Regions from separate parts of the Homo sapiens genome. Here region 1 is linked to region 2. A link is an interaction called in ENCODE POLR2A ChIA-PET data of the cell type or tissue named here. Cell type or tissue: PC-3. All regions are shown on one strand. Links, peaks and the distances in the headings refer to the core of each region. The heading gives the core; the rest is flanking DNA.

Region 1 (5,375 bases), core at 121-5,120, 310 kb before region 2:
CTGGGCAACATAGCAAGACCCCATCTCTATAAAACAAAAAAGAAGAAAAAGTATTTTTATGAGTAATTCTGAGCTTCTATATATTCATTAGGGAGAAACTGTAAAATTTCTTAAAGATAGGAAAAAATTTTAAAACCTCATATTTCTATCACAAGTGATCACTGTCACCACATTTGGAGTTTTTTCCCTGTACTTCTAATTTTTAAAACTAATTTAAAGAATTTTTCTCTGTGCTCTTTTCTTTAAGAATTAGGACATCCTATACATGCACAATCTTTCCCCTGCAGCCGGTCCAGCCTTTATTTTCTTTCATGTTAGAATACAGCTGATCTGTCTCTAAAGCTATTTGTCAAGAGCTTGGAACTGAGTTCATGCCATGTTCCTTCGCCTCCTTCCACAGCATTTTGGGGTGGAGGCCCTTTCTTTTTTATTGGGGTAAAATACCCATAACACTAAATTTACCATTTTAACCACATTCAATTGTAAATTTCAGTGACATTAAGTTCAAAGTGTTGTGACTTCATCACCACTCTCCATCTTCAGAACTTTATCTTCCCAAACAGAAACTCTGCACTCATTAAACACTAACTCCTCATTCTCTCTCTCATCAGCCCCTGGCAATCACCATTCTCCTTTCTGTCTCTGAGAATTTGACTATTCTAGGTACCTCATGTAAGCGAAATCCTACAATATTTCTTTCGTGGACATATATAATTTTGTACCTTGCTATTTGCCACCTACGATTACATCATGAGCATTTTGTTAGCTATTAATTATCTTTTAAAAACTCTGTTTTACTTGCCAAATATATGCAACAGTATAGATGAACCACAACTAATTTAGCCACTCCTTTATTAAATATTTAGGTCACTGCAATTTTCCCCTATCATACATAATGCTATTGTATATTTGTTATCATAAATCTTTGTCTGAATTACTGACTCTATTCTTAGACTCCTAGAATAAGAGTTACTTGGTAAAAAGGCATATAAACTATTTATAAACTTAGTTTCATCAGCTTTGAAAAATTCAACATCAGACTCATTTCTCTAGTGCAGTAAATAAATCTAATGTTAACCACCAGAGAAATTTCTGATTCAGCTGGTCCAAGCCAAATGCCTTTCCAGGCAATCTCATGCTCAGCAGGGTGGGAACTGCTGTTCTAGGAGGTTATCTCGCAGCCTAAACTATACATTCTGTGTATAACGAAAGAACCAATTCTGTGCCCCTTCTTCTGACTGCGTCTTTTTCAGAGTGAGAGCTTTCTAACATGCTTAGAAGAAAATGTGGAATGCTTCCACACTGAGGTATCTGTATCTAAGCGTGTTCTGTGCTGGTTCTAGACCCCTGTAATTTCAGGCTCTGGGTTAATCGATTCAAGCCAAGCTGCTTCTATACTGACACTAATCATTCTGGGAAACTCCAAGTCTATCCAAGTCTACTGTCCACTTTCCCTTTTTAATAGTTTTGACACAGGGTCTCACTCCTGTCGCCCAGGCCGGAGTGACTGCAGTGGCACTATCACAGCTCACTGCAGCCTTGGCTTCCCGGGCTCAGGTGATTCTCCCACCTCAGCCTCCCAAATAGCTGAGAATACAGGTGCGTGCCACCATGCTTGGCTAATTTTTTTTTAAAAGTAGAGATGAGGTCTTGCTATGTTGCCCAGCAACATAGCTGGGCACAACCACTTCCGCCTCCCGAAGTGCTGGGATTACAGGTGTGAGCCAGCACGCCTGGCCTTGTTTGTTTCTAAAGGACACATACACACCCTTTCTGAACTCCAAGATGCTGTGGTTGTCCCTTAAGCTGAAATGAAGCCCATCTTGCTTACTCAAACAGCCAATTTTTTTTTTTCCACCAGTCACACTTGGCCAATGTCCTCATACACAGCTATACCTATTTTCTAAAAGATAGGTCTGTTATTTTCACAAAAATAAAAGCACTAAAACTTATTTGGTGAATTCCTGAAGGCCATCTAGTTTTTTGTGGTTGTTGCTTTTTATAGAGACAAGGTCTCACTATGTTGGCAAGGCTGGTCTTGAACTCCTGCCCTCAAAAGGTCCTCCTGCTTCAGCCTCCCAAAGTGCTGGGATTACAGGTGTGAGCCACAGTGCCTGGTCCGCTGCTTTGTTAGTACGTACTTTCCCTCCAATGATGAGCCCAAAGTGGACACGATGCTTGGTTAAGGTACTGAGGTCCCAGAGACGGAGGTTGTTTTATTATTCTGGAAGTTATTATAGCATTAAGCCTCAGAGGTATATTTTCCAAAGCAGCCACATCTTTATGATATTAGAAATAGGTGAGATTCTGGCATGCAAAAACCTTAAAAGGCCTAGAAAGTACAAAGGCAGCTGTTTTTGGAAATTATTTTTCTGGTTCCTTTGAAGTGAGGAAGCATAACAAACGCCAATAACTAGAAACAGGGTTGACACTGCGGGGTTGACCACACCCAAAAGGGCCTGCAGGGGAGGGACCAGGAAGGCAATGTGGGCACAAGAGCAGCAGTTCTAACCCACTGGTAAGAGATTCTCTGCATTCCTGCCTTCTCCTTCCCTCTGAGTGTGTCCTCTGGGCCAGGGACTGAGCTCAGCACTGAGAAAACAGAGACAAAAAAGACCCAGCCCTCTCGGAGACATTTCTCTCCAAGGATTCAGATCCAGCTGGGGACTCAAATACACACATGAATATCTGCAATACAAGGCACTGTGTGTGACTGTAGGTAGTTAGGCAAAGAGGTGGGAACTCTGTGTCTGTGACCCGCCCTCCCAGGACATCAACTGTGTTCAGGACTTTCCTCTTAAGATTAACCAAAGTTCCTCATGCCACTTCCTCCACGTTAAGCCACCCTGCACACAAACTGAGCTAATTATAGACACCTCTCTCAGGACAAGTTGTGGTGAGAGCAATAATACAGGCCTTAAAGAAAGAGGTGAAAGGGAGAAGCCAGAGGGCGGCTCCTGCGGCACTCTGTGGGGACCACTGTTTGGGGCTCCGGCATTGTCAACCTGATTTCGTTTGGGCTCGCATAGCTGGTCAGTCTATCCCACTGACCGTGTTGAGTGGTGTAGCCAAACAGGAGACAGAGTTGTAGCCCTGACCCCTTCCTCTCCCTTTCTACAGTATTCTGGAATGATCCCACTCGTGATCTCAGGGCTGTGCCCCACCATACCAGGAGCCAAAATAGGAAATCTTCCAAGTTCAACTCCTGAAAGCTCCAAATATAAAAACTACTTAAATAAGGAATTTATACGTGTAAAGCTTTCTGACACTTCCTCTTAGATCCTTCTTTCAGTAACCTCTTCTTTATTTAAAGGTATGGAAGATGTAGGGTGAAAAAATGTTTCTAGAAATCTTGTGCTTAGGGACTCTCTGACCAATGAGCTGACCAAAAATTACTGGCTGCCACCATCGACCATAATCACCACTGCCACCACAGCCACAAACACTACCTGCATTTGTTTACTATGTGCTGGGCACCACACTAACTGCTTTATGCATTACGTTTCAATAATCCCAACACAAATTCCAGTATTCATTACTACTGGTGGCGGCGGCCTGTCTGAAGCAGCCACTGTGAGGATGCCAGCTGCAGCGAGGGAGGCATGGCCAAGGCTGCACATGGGGGCTGGGAACAGGTGATCCCAGTGGGAGCCCCGTGCCCTACTGAGCTGGCAGGGCGGGAGCCCATGCTCCCAGGTGCAGCTGCAGCTGCCCAGCCGTGGCTCTGGACCCGGGCATCCCTGTGCTCTCAGGGTCCCAGGAAGGCCCCTGCCCCGGCAGGCTCGGAAGTGCCTGCTTCCACTCCCTGGCTTCTCCCCGCTCCTGGTATGCACTCTGCAGTGGAACAAAGTTGCCATCGTGTCTTGATAGCTGAGCCCAGGCACTGTAGCGACCCAGCCGGGCGTGTGCATGCTCAGGATGGCACTAACACACCAGACCCCAGACTGTCTCAGCACCTCCAGAAACTAGTTCTGAGGCTGACATTTTGGGTGCTGAGGAGCACGGGAGTGAGGCCAAGGGGCCTGAGGGCGGCTCGGCATGGGCATGCAAGTGCCCCTTGGTGCAGAAAACCTGGGTGCCATAAGTGGCAGTTGATGACGGCAAAAGGCAGACAGGTTATTAGGAGGGATGGGAGGGATCCCTGGTGAAACCCCACCTTCAAGCCAGGGATGGCCTGAAGCCTGGGGCTGGGCTGCCAATTCCGGGTGAAGTCTGCAACAGGGAGTGAGAACTTCCTTGATGAAGTTTTAGCCAATCAAGTGGTGCTTTTTCCAGGCCCATCCATGGACCAATCAGCAAGCACTTCCTCCATTCTGACCCCATAAAAACCCCAGACTCAGCTGGACTCAGACACTCCTTGGGACTACCTGCCTGTGGATAGGAGCTACCCACTTCAGGTCTCCTCTCCACTAAGAGGTGTTCGGTCATCCAATAAAGCCTTTCTCTGTCTTGCTCACCCTCCAATTGTCCACATAATCTCATTCTTCCTGGACGCAGGACAAGAACTTGGGACCTGCCAAATGGTGGGAGTGAAATGGGTTGTAACACGTTCCTGGCTGCCTCACCAAGCTGTAGGCAGTGATACACTCCCAGACAGTGGCAGTGAAGAGTGCCAACCCTTCTGGGTGCCCAGACCTTGGAATTCCCTGAGCCAGAGCTGCCGTAACACTACAGCCCTCCTGTTCTCCACTGCTACTGGGCAGCTGCCCCACACAACGGGAAAGAGCTGTGGGGCCAGGCCAGCCCATGAGCTGCAAGCTGAAGTGGGGTGGTGGTACTGAAAGAGCTGTAACACAAATGGGCTGAAACATGGCCCCCCGGCTCACCGCACTGTGGGCAAGGAGGAGAGAAAAGCTGCAGCTCTTCTGGGAGCCCAGACCTTCAGGTTCCCCAAGCCAGGGCTGTAACACACTGTAACATCCTCTCTGGGGCTCTGCACTTCCTGGCGTCTCCAAGCTTTTGGGCGCCACCATGTTCCCCTTGTCCGGATGCTGATATCCACAGCAGAAGCTGCTTGTCGTATATCTGGTCCAGCCACAGCCTCACATGGAGCCGGCACCTGGAGCTGCCCACCCCACCACAACAGCTGGCATGCCTTGCTGTGTGCAGTGGCCTGGCCCTGTGCTCACACACAACCTCGCCGCTCCAAGCCTGGCTTGCCCTTGGCAGGCACGGGATCCGGGCCAGTAGCATGAGCCGAGCACAGCCTGCTGGGCTGAGTGGACGGAACGAGCCTAGCGGGCATGAGCAAAACTCAAGCAGAGGCGCCACCAGCCACAGAGGTTTCCAGCTGGCAAAGCAACACCCTAAGGCTCCTGTGACATTACTATCTCCAATTTACAGATAAGGTAACTGGTGTCAACTCCCTTGCCTGG
Region 2 (5,375 bases), core at 229-5,228:
CTCTGCAAAACTGAAGGGAACAACACAGCAACATGCCATGTTAGAAACCTTGAGAAATAATGAGCCATTTCCACCTACAGAAAGAAATAATGTGAAAATCATAGTAGCTCAATTTTTCCCAAAATATTTCCAATGCAACATTAGAAATATGGGTCCTAGGCTGGGCGCAGTGGCACACGCCTGTAATCCCAGCACTTTGGGAGGCCGAGGCAGGCGGATCACCTGAGGTCAGGAGTTCAAGACCAGGCTGACCAACATGGTGAAACCCCATCTCTACTAAAAATACAAAAATTAGCCGGGTGTGGTGGCACACACCTGTAATCCCAGCTATTCAGGAGGCTGAGGTAGGAGAATCACTTGAACCCGGGAGGCAGAGGTTGTGGTGAGCAGAGATCATGCCACTGCACTTCAGCCTGGGCAACAAAGCGAGACTCCATCTCAAAAAAAAAGAAATATCAGTCCTATCAGATGCCAAGGTCGAAAAACTTTGTCCTCTTTAACTCTAGCTCTTAAGACAGTCACAGTGCTGACAGGCACCCCCAAAAGCACTCATAAGGAAACCTGTGTAACTTCGTTTAACTCTGCATTTCCCAAAAATCATTTGACCACGGAAGCTTGTTTGTATAACACATTTACATCATGTAAAACAGTGCTGTGTGGGACAACATATTAAAGGAAGCCTTATGATAGGCGGTTCCCTAAACACTGTAGTGCAAATGTTTAAGTCAGTAAAACAAAAAATTACTGTGACCACATCAGAGATGCACTTCAGAACCCGGGGTGTGTGAAGGGGTGGCTAGAGAATGGTCACATTTATTGTCAAAATACACATATTTAATTTGATTATGTCACTAAAAATAAAATAGTGTAAATTAGAAAAACTTAAAACAAAAGATATTTGTAAATGAAGATAGTCCAAAGGATTAAAACTAGGAAAAGAGAAGACTCAATCCAACGTTATAAAACTATAAAATGTACTGAAAAACAGAGAAAAAGCTTTTTTAAAAGTACGTAAAAATGATGGTTTATGCCTGTAATACCAGCACTTTAGGAGGCTGAGGCAGGATGAACACTTGAGCCCAGGAGTTTGAGACGATCCTGGGCAATAAAGAGAGAGACCTCATCTCTACCAAAAATTTTAAAAAATAGCCGGGTATGGTGACACATGCCACAGGTCCCAGCTACTCAGGAGGCGGCTGAGGAGGGAGTTGAGGTTGCAGTGAGTCATGATTGTGCCACTGCACTCCAGCCTAGGCAACAGAGTGAGATGTCTCAAAAAGAAAAAGATGGCATGTCCATCAAATATTACAAAAAAGATTTTTTTAGACAAAAAATAGATTATTAGTAAACTTTTGAAAACTGTGTCACTGCTGCACTCACCCAGCAAACAGTAAAATGGAATGAAGAATTTCAATCTGAAAGAGTAACCGAGTATCAGAATAGCACCATGCTGCACTGGAATCAAAAGTTCTCCAACCAAATGCTGGCTCCACCACTCACCAATTATAGGATCTGATGGTTTCTCAATCGCCTTTCATGGCAGAGCTACGCCCAGGGTTCAGTGCTGCAAATTGGGCCACAAGAAGACTGTGGCTACCTTGAAAGGACCACAGGAAAAGTCCAGTCTTTCACTGAAACTGTTTTCAAGAAAATACATTATTCCTAGCAGAAGTGGAGAAAGCCCTAAGGCTTCCCAATAGTACATAAATCCACACATGCCTACCTTATAGGACAGTTGTAAAGAAAGGATTACAAAACACAAGTGAAAATATTTTGAAAAATTGCTTAAATTTTTCATTTTCAAAGATGGGGAGAGGGTTCAGACCACAGCTTTTTAGAGGGGCACCTCGACGGATTCACAGCCCATTCCACTTCAAAGAGGGCTGTCAGCATCCTGTTCCAAACAGCATGGCAGCAGGCCGGGCACAGTGGCTCATGCCTGTAATCCCAGCACTTTGGGAGGCAGAGATGGGAGGATCACCTGAGGTCAGGAGTTCAAGGCCAGCCTGGCCAATATGGTGAAACCCCATCTCTATAAAAATATAAAAATTAGCCAGGCATGGTGGCACATGCCTATAATCCCAGCTACTCGGGAGGCTGAGGCACGAGAATCACTTGAACCCTGGCGGTGGAAGTTACAGTAAGCCAAGACTGCACCACTATACTCCAGCCCGGGCAACAGAGCGAGACTCTGTCTCAGAAAAAAGAAAACAAAAAACAAAGAGTACAAGAACACAGCAGGAAGTGGAGAGCTGAGTAATAAAGCAGGACTTACAAACTCAGGTGCCCAAAGAGCCAGGCAGGTAACAGCAATTAGTGAAGGCAGCCAGGTATATGTCAAAAAACGTGGGTATTGGGGGTGATGTGTATTTGGAGACAACCTACTATCCTGTCTAAAGGAGACAGCCATTACTCAGTCACTGGGAATGCTGCCAGATTTTCTGATTTTTTTTAAGCCACAAATCCCAATTTTATGTGACATTAACCAACTTTTAAAAACATGTGGATCAGTCCTGGTGCAGTAGCTCACGTCCGTAATCCCAGCACTTTGGGAGCCCAAGGCAGACGGATCACCTGGGGTCAGTTCTAGACTACCCTGGTCAACATGGTGAAACTCCATCTCTACTAAAAATACAAAAAAAAATTAGCCAGGCGTGGTGGTGTGGGCCTGTAATCCCAGCTACTCAAGAGACTGAGACAAGAGAATCACGTGAACCCAGGAGGCGGAGGTTGCAGTGAGCCGAGGTTGCAGTGAGCCATGATCGCATGCCACTGCATTCCAGCCTAGGTGACAGAGCAAGACTCCGTCTCAAAAAAAAAAAAAAAAAAAAAAGAAATGTGGATAAAAGAAAATAAATCTGTGGCCAAATCTGCAAAAAATGTAGCAGGCATTAAAGAGTCCATACTTATTACAGTAATTTTAAAAGAATAAAGGAAGGAGGAGTTTTGGAGACAGGCTATAAATATGAAGTTAGTGGTTGTGAGCTTACTGCTTTAAAATGAATCATATATTTGTCCAACACTAAATAGCTCTATCAGTTACTCCATAAATGTGTCCAGTAACTGGAGTGAGACTATACAAGTGGTAGGAACCTAACAGGAATCCACTCTATGAGCATGTTTTATCTCTCTGTTCCATGATCAATATGCAAATGGCCAAAGAAAAACAAAGTAAAATGGCAAAACACAAAGCCTGAGCAATTAAGAAAACTGATAACCAGCTCCAGGATAAGTAGGATCTAGCACAGCCCTGAACAAAACTGTGTAACTTCTTAAGAGAAGTCTCTGTGAGGCAGCAGAATGGCAGGGAAGGTCTGCTAGAACTTAGCCATTTGCCAGGCACAGGTGATGATTCTGTGAACTGCACCAAAGACGGCCTGATCATGCATTCTGCTTTGTCCACCAAGTGGAATAGCTATAGTCACTTGCCCACAAACCTGAGAAACTGCTACAATATCAACACGGAGACTGTGGAAGCAGCCCTGGATGATTACTGAAACACTTCCAACTGAACACACAAAACGTGAAGATGTTCTTCACTCTGGCATATTTTAGGGGCTGCTTTCTCATTTGTTGTACATAAAAGCAGAGTTGGCTACAGAAAAATTGATAAACTGATACACACGATTATTACTAATCATATTTTTATGGTACTTTCCATATAATAGAAGAGGAAAAGTCTATATGAACCTTGTTCCCCAAAATTAGGTCAAAACCACTAACCTGTCACTCTCTCGCTAAGTCTTTCCATATCTTCACAGTTATCACTCTATATTCCATCCTCAACAACATCCTTCCCATTTCCTGCTGTCACCCTCAGCACCTTCAATATTATCCTCATGTGGCTGATTTCCAAACAAAGCTATGAGCCCCCATCTTTCTCCTGAGTTTCAGTGCCACAGAGCCAACTCCAAACTGGGCCAATAATGACCAATAAAAATTTTTGAAATTCAAGAATTCACAGGGGGAACTACCACTTCATTAGAAAATCCAATTATTAAAAAAAGATCTGCCACCTAGATTCTGTAAGAATCTGAGAAAATACTGAAAGAACCTGTTAAAGATTCTCAAGTTTCCAGGTCTACCCCGTAACTTAACGAAGTCATCAAAAAGAATATACAGATGGGCAGGACTACAGTCTTTCTTCCACCACAAAAATGCCATCACCAAGTTACATTTAGATGTGCTCTTGGTCTTTCCAAGGGCTGACATAGCTAGCACCCATTTAAATTGCCTCTCTCAAAGCTTGCTAACTGTAGAGCTGGGGACATGTCTTCTACCTAACAACATGGCATGCACCACCATCTCACATAGAATTGGAAAGAAACAAGAGGTGGGATAACCCCCATGCTAGGAAAACAAAAGCAAAACATCATTTCATTTTACAGATGAAAGGAAGGTGCCCAGTCAGTAACTTACAGGACTCCTTATTTGAAAATTAGAACAGAGGGCTGGATGCGGTGGCTCATGCCTGTAATCCCAATGCTTTGGGAGGCCGAAGTGGGGGCGGATCACAAGGTCAGAAGTTTGAGACCAGCCTGGCCAATATGGTGAAACCCCGCCTCTACTAAAAATACAAAAATTAGCCAGGCGTGGTGGCAGACGCCTGTAGTCCCAGCTACTCGGGAGGCTGAGGCAGGAGAATCACTGGAACCTGGGAGGCAGAGGTTACAGTGAGCCAAGATCCCACCACTGCACTCCAGCCTGGGCGACAGAGTGAGACTCTGTCTCAAAAAAAAGACAAAAAAAAGAAAAAGAGAAAATTAGAACAAAGGCCAGGTTCAGTGGCTCGTGCCTGTAATCCTAGCATTTCAGGAGGCCAAGGCAGGCAGATAGCTTGAGCCCAGGAGTTCAAGACTAGCCAGGACAACATAGCAAAACCCCATTTCTATAAAATACACAATAATTAGCTGGGCATGGTGGCACCCGCCTGTAGCCCTAGCTACTCAGGAGGCTGAGGTAGAAAGAGCACCTTAGCCTGGGAGGTCAAGGCTGCAGTGAGCCATGATTGTGGCACTGCACTCCAGCCTGGGTGACAGAGTGAGACCTGTCTCCAAAAAAAAAGAGGAAATTATAACAGAACAGTTAGTCTCCTCAACAGCAAATGTATCATCTGTCCAGTATATCATAGCTCTTTGTAAACAATCCCCTCATAAATACTGGAATTGGTCTCATTTTTATATTTCAGCATTGTGACATGGTGTTTCTCATTAACCCATTAATGTGAAGCTTTTTATTTTTTTGAGATGGAGTCTCACTCTGTCACCCAGGCTGCAGTGCAGTGACGCGATCTCTGCTCACTGCAACCTCCACCTCCCAGGTTCAAGCGATTCTCCTGACCTCAGTCTCCTGAGTAGCTGGGATTACAGGCACAT

The links. ChIA-PET counts read pairs that join two places held together with the same protein. Peaks named below come from ENCODE experiments on the same cell type or tissue, not always from the same donor. Only the 100,000 strongest peaks of a DNase experiment are listed, where the experiment ranks them.
Region 1: POLR2A ChIA-PET joins it to region 2 with 9 read pairs; 3 of 35 experiments call an interaction of 5 or more read pairs at or near these places.

Annotation. Positions count from the first base shown.
Region 1 is chr9:7,147,774-7,153,148 of GRCh38, reverse strand. All of the region lies in intron 19 of KDM4C (lysine demethylase 4C), which reads right to left. Among named protein-coding and RNA genes, the nearest start is that of KDM4C, 390 kb to the right of the region's middle. RefSeq lists enhancers at 4,449-4,948, 4,949-5,375. In PC-3, for the core only: no CTCF peak of the experiment used is centred there; no DNase peak of the experiment used is centred there.
Region 2 is chr9:6,839,771-6,845,145 of GRCh38, reverse strand. The region is part of intron 4 of KDM4C (lysine demethylase 4C); the gene reads right to left. Among named protein-coding and RNA genes, the nearest start is that of KDM4C, 84 kb to the right of the region's middle. In PC-3, for the core only: no CTCF peak of the experiment used is centred there; no DNase peak of the experiment used is centred there; H3K27ac peaks cover 1,560 bases.